Regions from separate parts of the Homo sapiens genome. Here region 2 is linked to region 1. Evidence: read pairs that join two places in POLR2A ChIA-PET (ENCODE). Cell type or tissue: MCF 10A. All regions are shown on one strand.

Evidence for each region. ChIA-PET counts read pairs that join two places held together with the same protein. Peaks named below come from ENCODE experiments on the same cell type or tissue, not always from the same donor. Only the 100,000 strongest peaks of a DNase experiment are listed, where the experiment ranks them.
Region 2: POLR2A ChIA-PET joins it to region 1 with 6 read pairs; 3 of 35 experiments call an interaction of 5 or more read pairs at or near these places.

The regions. Positions count from the first base shown.
Region 1 is chr1:32,786,565-32,791,564 of GRCh38, forward strand. It overlaps YARS1 (tyrosyl-tRNA synthetase 1), which reads right to left. Exons shown (of 13, transcript NM_003680.4): 6 at 4,598-4,690; 7 at 376-511. Among named protein-coding and RNA genes, the nearest start is that of YARS1, 28 kb to the right of the region's middle. RefSeq lists an enhancer at 1-963. In MCF 10A, no CTCF peak of the experiment used is centred here; a DNase peak (open chromatin) is centred at 2,977.
Region 2 is chr1:32,540,906-32,545,905 of GRCh38, forward strand. All of the region lies in intron 1 of ZBTB8A (zinc finger and BTB domain containing 8A), which reads left to right. It overlaps LOC124903952 (a long non-coding RNA gene), which reads right to left. Exons shown (of 2, transcript XR_007065669.1): 2 at 671-924. Among named protein-coding and RNA genes, the nearest start is that of ZBTB8A, 4.0 kb to the left of the region's middle. In MCF 10A, no CTCF peak of the experiment used is centred here; no DNase peak of the experiment used is centred here.

The sequences.
Region 1 (5,000 bases):
TTATTGTATGGTATTATTCTTAAATTGGATGAGTGGCACTATTGTATACCCAGCTAGCATCTCAGCTGCTTCAGGGGAAGGCTTGTGGCTTATATCTATTTTGTTGTATTCCTCTAGTTCAACATGTCTGCCCCCACCCTTACTTCTAACACCTCTGCCCACTCCAGTATTCCCTCAGAACCTAGCCTGGTAACGAATATATGGACAATTAAATTACATCCCAACATCATTCATACTTTAATATATAAGAAATCAGAGCAGAGAATCAGGGCAGCCAGTCCCTGAAGGAAGAGTCTGTGACAAATCACAAGTATGATCACAGCACGAACTTTTCTATTCTAGCCTGGCCTCTAGGAAGAAAACAGAGAGTGTTACCGGACTTAAGGGGAAAAAGGACATGCTTGATGAAGGACAGAACCCCATTGTTCTCCACATTTCCTGGCTCACAGAAGGCCTTCTTCAGTTTTTTCTTCACATCCTCCTTCCGATCAAGGAGATCAATCTTGGACTCCTAGAAGTCATAGAACGGAAGAGGACCTCTTGTGGTTGAAAATGAGAATATGCTCAACTAATATAAGTTAAATTTTGTTTTTTCTTCTCTGTCACCCAGGCTGGAGTGCAGTGGCACAATCATGGCTCACTGCAGCCTCAGCCTCCTGGGCTCAAGAGATTCTCCCATCTCAGCCTCCTGGAAAGCTGGGACTACAGGAATGTGTCACCATGCCCAGGTAATTCTATTTTTTGTAGAGACAGGGTTTCATCATGTGGCCCAGGCTGGTCTCAAACTTCTGGGCTCAAGCAACTCTCCTGCCTTGGCCTCCCAAAAAGTGCTGGGATTAAAGGTGTGAGCCACTGTGCCTCGCTAAAAAAATTCTTTTTACAAAGATTTTAACATTAGGTACTTGCAGATATTTTCCTGTGGATGTGGTAAAAATAAATAAATAAAGATTTTTTTTTTTTTTTGAGACGGAGTCTCACTCTGTTGCCCAGGCTGGAGTGCAGTGGCGCCATCTGAGCTCACTGGAAGCTCCGCCTCCTGGGTTCACGCCATTCTCCCGCCTCAGCCTCCCGAATAGCTGGGATTACAGGTGCCTGTCACCACGCCCAGCTAATTTTGTTTTTGTATTTTTAGTAGAGACAGGGTTTCACCGTGGTAGCCAGGATGGTCTCGATCTCCTGACCTCGTGATCTGCCCCGCCTTGGCCTCTCAAAGTGCTGGGATTACAGGTGTGAGCCACTGCACCCGGGCAATAAAAATATTTTAACATTTGGCTGGGCACAGTGGCTCACACCTGTAGTCTTATCACTTTGGGAGGCTGGAGAGTCGCTTGAGCCCAGGAGTTCAAGACCAGTGTGGGCAACATAGAAAAACCTCATCTCTACTGAAAATAAAAAATTAGCTGGGTGTGGTTGTACGCGCCTGTGGTCCCAGCTACTCAGGAGGCTGAGGCAGGAGGATCACTTGAGCCTGAGGTTGAAAGTGCAGTGAGGCATGATCATGCCACTACACTCCAGCCTGGGCGACAGTGAAAAACCACTCACAATCCTGCCATCTAACAAATTAAACTATTTTATTTTTTATATTCTTCTCAGGCTTTGTTTATAGCACACAAAATTGTTATGAATTTGTAGTTGGAGAATAAATGTCTATCTTTTAAGTATTTCTGAGTGGCTACCTGGTCCTTACTTACAATTTTTTTTCTTTTCAGATGGTCTCGCTCTGTTGCTCAGGATGGAGTACAGTGGTGCAATTATAGTTCACTGTAACCTCGAACTCCTGCCATTAAGTGATCTTCTGACCTCAGCCTCAAGAGGAGTTAGGACTACAGGTGTACAAAACCATGCCTGGCTAATTTTTATTTATTTATTTATTTATTTATTTTTTGAGACAGTTTTGCTTTTGTTGCCCAGGCTGGAGTACAATGGCATGATCTCGACTCACCTCAACCTCCGCCTCCTGGGTTCAAGCGGTTCCTCCTGCCTCAGCCTCCCAAGTAGCTGGGATTACAGGCATGCACCACCAAGCCCAGCTAATTTTGTATTTTTAGTAGAGACGGGGTTTCTCCATGTTGGTCAGGCTGGTGTCGAACTCCCGACCTTAGGTGATTCACCCGCCTTGGCCTCCCAAAGTGCTGGGATTACAGGCGTGAGCCACCGCACCTGGCATGCCTGGCTAATTATTTGTTAAAATGGGGTCTCACTGTGTTGCCCAGGACAATCTCAAACTCCTGGCCTCTAGCAATCCTCCTGCCTCAGCTTCCCAAAGTGTTGGGATTGATAGGATCTTGCTTGCTCTGTTGCCCTGGCTGGAGTGTGGTGGCACAATCATGGCCCACTGCGACCTTTGCCTCCCAGGCTCAAGTAGTCCTCCTACCTCAGCCTCCCATGTAGCTGGAACTATTGGTGCATGCCACCATGCCTAGCTAATTTTTAAAATTTTTTATAGAGATGGGATTTTATCATGTTGCCAAGGCTGGTCTTGAACTCCTGGACTCAACCTATCTGCCCACCTTGGCTTCCCAAAGTGCTAGGATTACAGGTGTGAACCACAATGTGTGGCCTACTTATAGTTTTTATGCCATATTATATTCCCAATTATTAGTGGAAACATAATTTAGCAAACTCCAAACTGTTAGATTCTATCCTAATTTTTACAAATTATATATAATGCTACATTGGACATCTTTGCAGTCTTTTCCCTTCTCTAGAATCATTTCCTTAAGATGCCGAAAATTGCTAGGTTCAAAATTGTTTTTTGAAAGGTATCCTAATCAACATTGCTGTCGACAATGTGTGAGGATACTTGTTCACAGCAATCAGCCACACTAAGTATTATATATTATCTACAGCCATTTTTCCTTTTTAGGTAATAGGCTTTGTTTCTTATTTGGAAAGAGTGAGTTCATGGTCATTTGAGTTCAGTGGTTACCAAATTCTAGCTCACATGTGACAGTATATGAATCACCTTTTACTGGGTTCCACCCAAACCTAATGAATCAAAATCTCTTGGGATTGGGCCAGGCATTTTTTTTTTTTTTTTTTAAGACGGAGTCTCACTCTGTGGCCCAGGCTGGAGTGCAGTGATGCAATCTTGACTCAGTGCAACCTCTTTCTCCTGGGTTCAAGCAATTCTCCTGTCTCAGCCTCCCGAGTAGCTGGGATTACAGGTGCATGCCACCACACCCAGCTGAATTTTTATATATTTAGTAGAGAAGGGGTTTCACCATGTTGGCCAGGCTGGTCTGGAACTCCTGACCTCAGGTGATCCACCCGCCTTGGCCTCCCAAAGTGCTGGGATTACAGGTGTGAGCCACTGTGCCTGGCCCTTTTTTTTTTGAGAGGGAGTCTCGCTCTTGTTGCCCAGGCTGGAGTGCAACAGTGTGATCTTGGCTCACTGCAACCTCTGCCTCCTGGGTTCAAGCAATTCTCCTGCCTCAGCCTCCCTAGTAGCTGGGATTACAGGCGCCTGCCACCACGACTGGCTAATTTTTGTACTTTTAGTAGAGATGGGGTTTCACCATGTTGGACAGGCTGGTCTCGAACTCCTGACCTCAAGTATCCATCTGCCATGGCCTCCCAAGGTGCTGGGATTACAGGCGTGAGCCACCACGCAGGCCTTTTTTTTTTTTTTTTTTTTTAATTTGTATTTTTAAAAACTTTTTGGCTGGGTGCAGTGGCTCACGCCTATAATCCCAGCACCTTGGGAGGCTGAGGTGGGTGGATCACGAGGTCAGGAGATCGAGACCATCCTGGCTAATACAGTGAAACCCCATCTCTACTAAAAAAATACAAAATAAAATTAGCCAGGCATGGTGGCGGGCGCCTGTAGTCCCAGCTACTCTGGGAGGCTGAGGCAGGAGAATGGCATGAACCTGGGAGGCGGAGCTTGCAGTGAGCTGAGATCGCACCACTGCACTGCAGCCTGGGTGACAGAGTGAGACTCCATCTCAAAAAAAAAAAAAAAAAAAAAAAAAGGGAGAGAGAAAGGGAAGGAAGGAAGGAAATACAGATTCCTAAGTTCCTCCCAGAACTACTTTATCAGAATCTCTATGGACAAGGTCTAATCAACACTTTTTTTTTTTTTTTTAAATTCCCTAGATGATTCTGAAGGTAAGCCATGTTTGGGAACCCAGAACTCAACCTTTCACATCTTTGGATTTCCACGTTCTAATGATCAGAACCAAAGTGAACTTTCCCTCAAGTACACGAGCTCAAGAGGGACTCTTAAATATTAAAAGATATCATAATATTAGTGATATCAAGTATTACCCTAGGAATCAAAATGCTAATTAGTGAAATGCAACCATAGTGCTCTCATTAATAAGGCTGAATTTCATCACAGTCGTATGAACAAAGACATTACTTTTGCTTTTATTTTTTTATCAGCAGCAAAAACCATTAAGTTATGATTAGATCTCATCAGGACTGCTCTGGATCCTTTGATACTCAAGAACCACTAAACTAATTGAATGGTGTAAGGCTCCTTCTAACTCAAATATTGGAGAATTCTAGTTAGCCAGGTCACTGTTCTTTTCAGTCCTCAATCTCTCCATTGAGGCTGAAGATTTCTAAATTCAAGTCTCAGCTGGCAACTTACCTCTTCTGAAGAGCTCATTTTGCTGCCTGTTAATCCTGGAACCATAGGATTCATCAGATGGACCCGTTTTGAATAGCCAAGTGCAGGGAGGTACTGAGAGATTAGAGAAACACACAAAAGCCGATATTAGTCTAAGTTCCTCCTCAGTGCCCTGATCTCATCTGACTTGGCCAGCAACTGAGTAGTTGTTATATTGCTTCCAATCTTTTTATACTAAATATGTAGCTTTGACAGTGACTGTAATTCAAGCGAAGTTTTTTTCCCTACTGCTTTTCTATCAGTATTACATTGTGAGGCTATTGGACTTATGTCACCATAAACAACAATAAAAGCTGGAAATACATAAAACAACAGGGCAAGCCGGGCATGGTGGCTCACACCTGTAATCCCAGCACTTTGGGAG
Region 2 (5,000 bases), 250 kb before region 1:
ATGTCAGCAGGAGGCATAATGAGTAGGGACTCCAGGAAGGAGGCCACACCACTAACCCTTATCTCCTAGCCCTGAAATCACCAGCTTCGCTGTTGATAATGATTTGGGGCCATCAAAAACTTTGTAAGATAGAGTAATTTAATTCATCGTATGTCATTTAAATCTAATTTTTAGATAAAACTGTGTAATAGACTTAACTCAGTGACACAATGATATGTTAATCATATTTAAAGATTTGATGTGTTTGATTCCCTTGAATGAAGCTTTTGCCACTTTTCTGCTCAAAATTGGTCAGTGGCTCCCCATCTTACGCAGTTTAAAAGCCAAAAGCTCCATAATAGTCTATGCAGCCTTACAAGCACCTGGTCTCACCATGTCCTACTTCTCTCATGATCTGCTTTCCCTTTCTGACTCCATATCCCATTGCTTCCCCCATGCCTCCTTGCCTGCTCACCTCAGGGCCTTTGCACTTGCCGTTCCCTTTGCCTGAAATGCTCTTCCCCCAGACACCCACATGACTCTCTTACTTCCTTTGGACTTTACCCAAATGCCATCTTCTCAATGAGGCTTTCCTCAACTATAGTTTTGATTCTCTTAAGTGTTTTTATTAATTCTAAATCTTTTCTGTCTCAGGCCATTTGTGCAGCTATAAAAATACTTTGGGACTGGGTAATTATAAAGAACAAATTTATTTCTCACACTTCTGGAGGCTGAGAAGTTTAGGCAGTTTGGTGTCTAGTGAGGGCTGCTCTTTGCTTCCAAGATGGCACCGTGTTGCTGCATCCTCTGGATGGGAGGACTGCTGTGTCCTCACGTGGCAGAAGGAATGGAAGGGCAGAAGAGGCTAAACTCACTCCCTCAGGTGCTTTTATAAGGGCACTAATTCCATCCATGAGGGCAGAGTCTTCGTGGCCCAATCACCTCCTAAAGATGATACCGTTGCAATCGGGATGAAGTTTCAACATGAATTTTGGAGGGGACACAAATGTTCAAACCATAGCTCTTAAATGTTTTTAATACAGACGATCACTGACTTACAATGGCTTGACTTACGATTTTTTGACTTTACAGTGCGTTTAATGGGGTATTAAATGCATTTTAAACTTACAATGTTTTCAACTTAAAATAGGTTTATTGGAATGTAACCCCATCGTCAGTTGAAGAGCATCTGTACTTAATTCTAAATCTTCCAAAGCTGAAGGATCATTTATCCATCAAGGAATACAGTTACCACTCTAGTTAGCTGAAGTTCTTTATGACTCAGGAACGTTTGCTAAGCAGGCTAACAAGATTAGTTTTGCTGACCCTGGTGGGACACATTAAATTTTAGATTAATGACTATATATCTTAAAAGAGTTGATCTTCCCAGCCGAGTGTGGTGGCTCACACCTATAATTCCAACACTTTGGGAGGCCAAGGCCTCGGGGGTCGGGGGGGCGGGGTGTGGATCACGAGGTCAGGAGTTCGAGACCAGCCTGGACAAGAAGGTGAAACCCCATCTTCTTTACTAAAAATACAAAAATTAGCACACAGTGGCAGGCACCTGTAATCACAACTACTCGGGAGGCTGAAGCAGGAGAATCACTTGAACCTGGGAGGCAGAGGTTGCAGTAAACCGAGATTGCGCCACTGCACTCTAGCCTGGGCGACAGAGCAAGACTCCGTCTCAAAAAAAGAGAGTTGATCTTCTCAACGACAACCTTAGTTCAAGTTACACTCGCTACTTAAATCTTCAGTCTACTCATAGAAATACATGTCATTGGCTTCTATTCCAAAGACTTTCGAACTTAATGGTTCCTAAAATGTGTAATTGTCTTTCCCAACCACCTTTTTAAAGATCATTGAACTTGATGGAAATCTTGAATTCTGTTATATTCTTGGGACTATTATAATATTTAACTCTTACAGATATTTAAAATGTTTCCATTTGGATTTTGGATGTCCCATATAAATTGATCTAACTTGCTGTTTCAACGTATAAAGTCACTCTACTGAAAGAAGAAAATCTGAAATGCATTACCGATTTCCATGACCTAATCACATAATTCTGAAAATAACTTAAACCTTTTTTGATGACTCAAGAGTACTACTATGAATGCATGTTATGTTAAAATCCTTTCAATGTGAATATCAGGTTGTAACTGACCCCAGTGTATAGGACAATTCCTATTTTTTTTTTAGATATAACTTTTTTTGAGACGGAGTTTCACTCTTGTTGCCCAGGCTGGAGTGCAATGGTGTGATCTGGGCTCACTGCAACCTCCGCCTCCCAGGGTCAAGCAATTCTCCTACCTCAGCCTCTCAAGCAGCTGGGATTACAGGCACCTGCCACCATGCCCGGCTAATTTTTTGTATTTTTAGTAGAGACGGGGTTTCACCATGTTGGTCAGGCTGGTCTCAAACTCCTGACCTCAGGTGATCCACCCGCCTCAGCTTCCCAAAGTGCTGGGATTACAGGTGTGAGCCACTGCGCCTGGCCTGAGATATAACTCTTACGCCATAAAATTTACCCATTTTAAAGTGTACAATTCAGTTTTTTGATATGGTCACAAAATTGTGCAACCATCATGACCCTCTTAACTCCAGAACATTTTCATCATTTGCATAAAGAAACCCCATGCCTGTTAACAGTCACTCCTATTCCCATGTCTCCCTAGCTCCTGATAACCCCTCATCTACTTCCTATGTGGATCTACCCATTCTGGGCATTTCATGTGAATAAAATCATAAATAAAATATGTATTTTTTATGACTAGTTTCTGTAACTTAGCATCAGGTTTTTTGTTTTTTAGACAAAGTCTCGTTCTGTCACCCAGGCTGGAGTGCAATGGCGCGATCTCGGCTCACTGCAAGCTCCGCCTCCTGGGTTCACGCCATTCTCCTGCCTCAGCCTCCCGAGTAGCTGGGATTACAGGCACCTGCCACCATGCCCGGCTAATTTTTTGTATTTTTAGTAGAGACAGGGTTTCACCGTGTTCGCCAGGATGGTCTCGGTCTCCTGACCTCATGATCCGCCCGCCTCGGCCTCCCAAGGTGCTGGGATTACAGGCATGAGCCACCACACCCAGACTTGTTTGTTTTTTAGAGACAGGATCTCACTGTCACCCATACTGGATTGTGGTGGCGTAATCCTGGCTCACTACATCCTTGACCTCCTGGGCTCAACCAGTCCTCTGCCTCAGTCTCCCAAGTAGCTGGGACTACAGGCTCACGCCACCGTTCCCAGCCAGCATGAGGTTTTTAAGGTTCACCCATGTTGTAGTATATACAGTCATATGTCACTTAATGATGGGGATATGTTCTGAGAAATGTGTTGTTAGGTGATTTTTGTTGTTGTGTGAACATCATAGAATGTACTTACACAAACCTGGCTGATATAGCCTACTACACGCCTAGGCTGTATGGTATAGCCTATGGCTCCTAGGCTACAATCCTGTATAGCATAATACTATAGGCATTTGTAAAACAATGGTAAGTATTTGTGTATCTAAACATATCTAAACACAGGAAAGCTGGGCACAGTGGCTCACGCCTGTAATCCCAGCACTTTGGGAGCCCAAGGTGGGTGGATCACCGAGGTCAGGAGTTCAAGACAAGCCTGGCCAACATGGCAAAACCCCGTCTCCACTAAAAGTACAAAAATTAGCCAGGCATGGCGGTGGGTGCCTGTAATCCCGGCTACTCAGGAGGCTGAGGCAGGAGAACTGCTTTAACCCAGGAGGCGAAGGTTGCAGTGACCTGAGATGGTGCTACTGCACTCCAGCCTGGGGGATAGAGCAAGACTTTGTCTACAAAAATAAATAAACAAATAAATAAACACAGGAAAGGTACAATAAAAATATGGTATTATAATCTTATGGGACCACCGTCGTATATGTAGTCAGTTGTTGACCAAAATGTTATGCGGCGCGTGACCATATCAGTACTTCATTCTTTTTATGGCCGAGTTACATTCCATTGTATGGGTATACCACATTTTGTTTACCCACCTGTCCGTCAGTGGACATTTGGATTGTTTCCACCTCTTAGCTGTTGCAAATAATGCTATTATAAACATTCGTGTATCAGTTTCTGTGTAGACGTATGTGTTCATTACTCTTGAATATATACCTAGGAGTGAAATTGCTGGGTCATATGATAACTCCATGTTTAATCATTTGAGGAACTCCCAGACTGTTTTCCAAAGTCGCTGTACCATTTTATATTTCCACCAGCAGTGTGTGAAGGTTCTTACTTATCTATACTCTGGCCAACACTTAGTATTTTCATGTTTTTTAAAAAATTATTATATCTCTGGAAAAACATGGAAAAAAAAGAAAATATAGAAAAAGAAGAAGAAAAAAATTTTAAAAAATTATTGTAGCAAACTATCCTAGTGGGTGTGAGGTAGTATCTCATTGTGATTTTGATTTGCATTTCTCTAATGATTAATGATGCTAAACATCTCTTCATGTGCTTATTTCTATTTGTCTTATTTAATCTTATTTATTTTAGCGATTATCTTATTTAATCCTCTTAACAGACTTCCTTAGAGCCTCTAAACAGTCAATAACCTCATTTTACAAAAAGGAAACGAATGCTTAGAGTTAAGTAACTTGACAAAGTCACACAGCTAATGATTGGTAGACCTATAATCCTGTGTTTCTTCTTTTTAAAATCCTTCAGAAGTGCCTCAGAACCCCCAAAACTGGAGGGGCTTCCAAGATCTAGCTCTTACATACTTTTCTAGTTTCATCTTCTGCCATCCTTCTGTAGGCCCACAGTCTCTAGCTATAGCAAACTTCTTACCATCCCCTAGGAGGCCATGCTGTTTAATACGCTGTTTTTGCCTTCCCATTTGGTGCTCTCTCTGGCTAGAACGCCTTTTGCCCTCTTTCTCATGTATAAACTTCTTTTCATCCTTCAAGACCCAACCTAAACGTTGAGCCTTTTGGAAATGTTTCTCAATACTACCAGGTACAATCATTTGCTTTCTTTGTTTTACAGTTCCCTTCTACTAT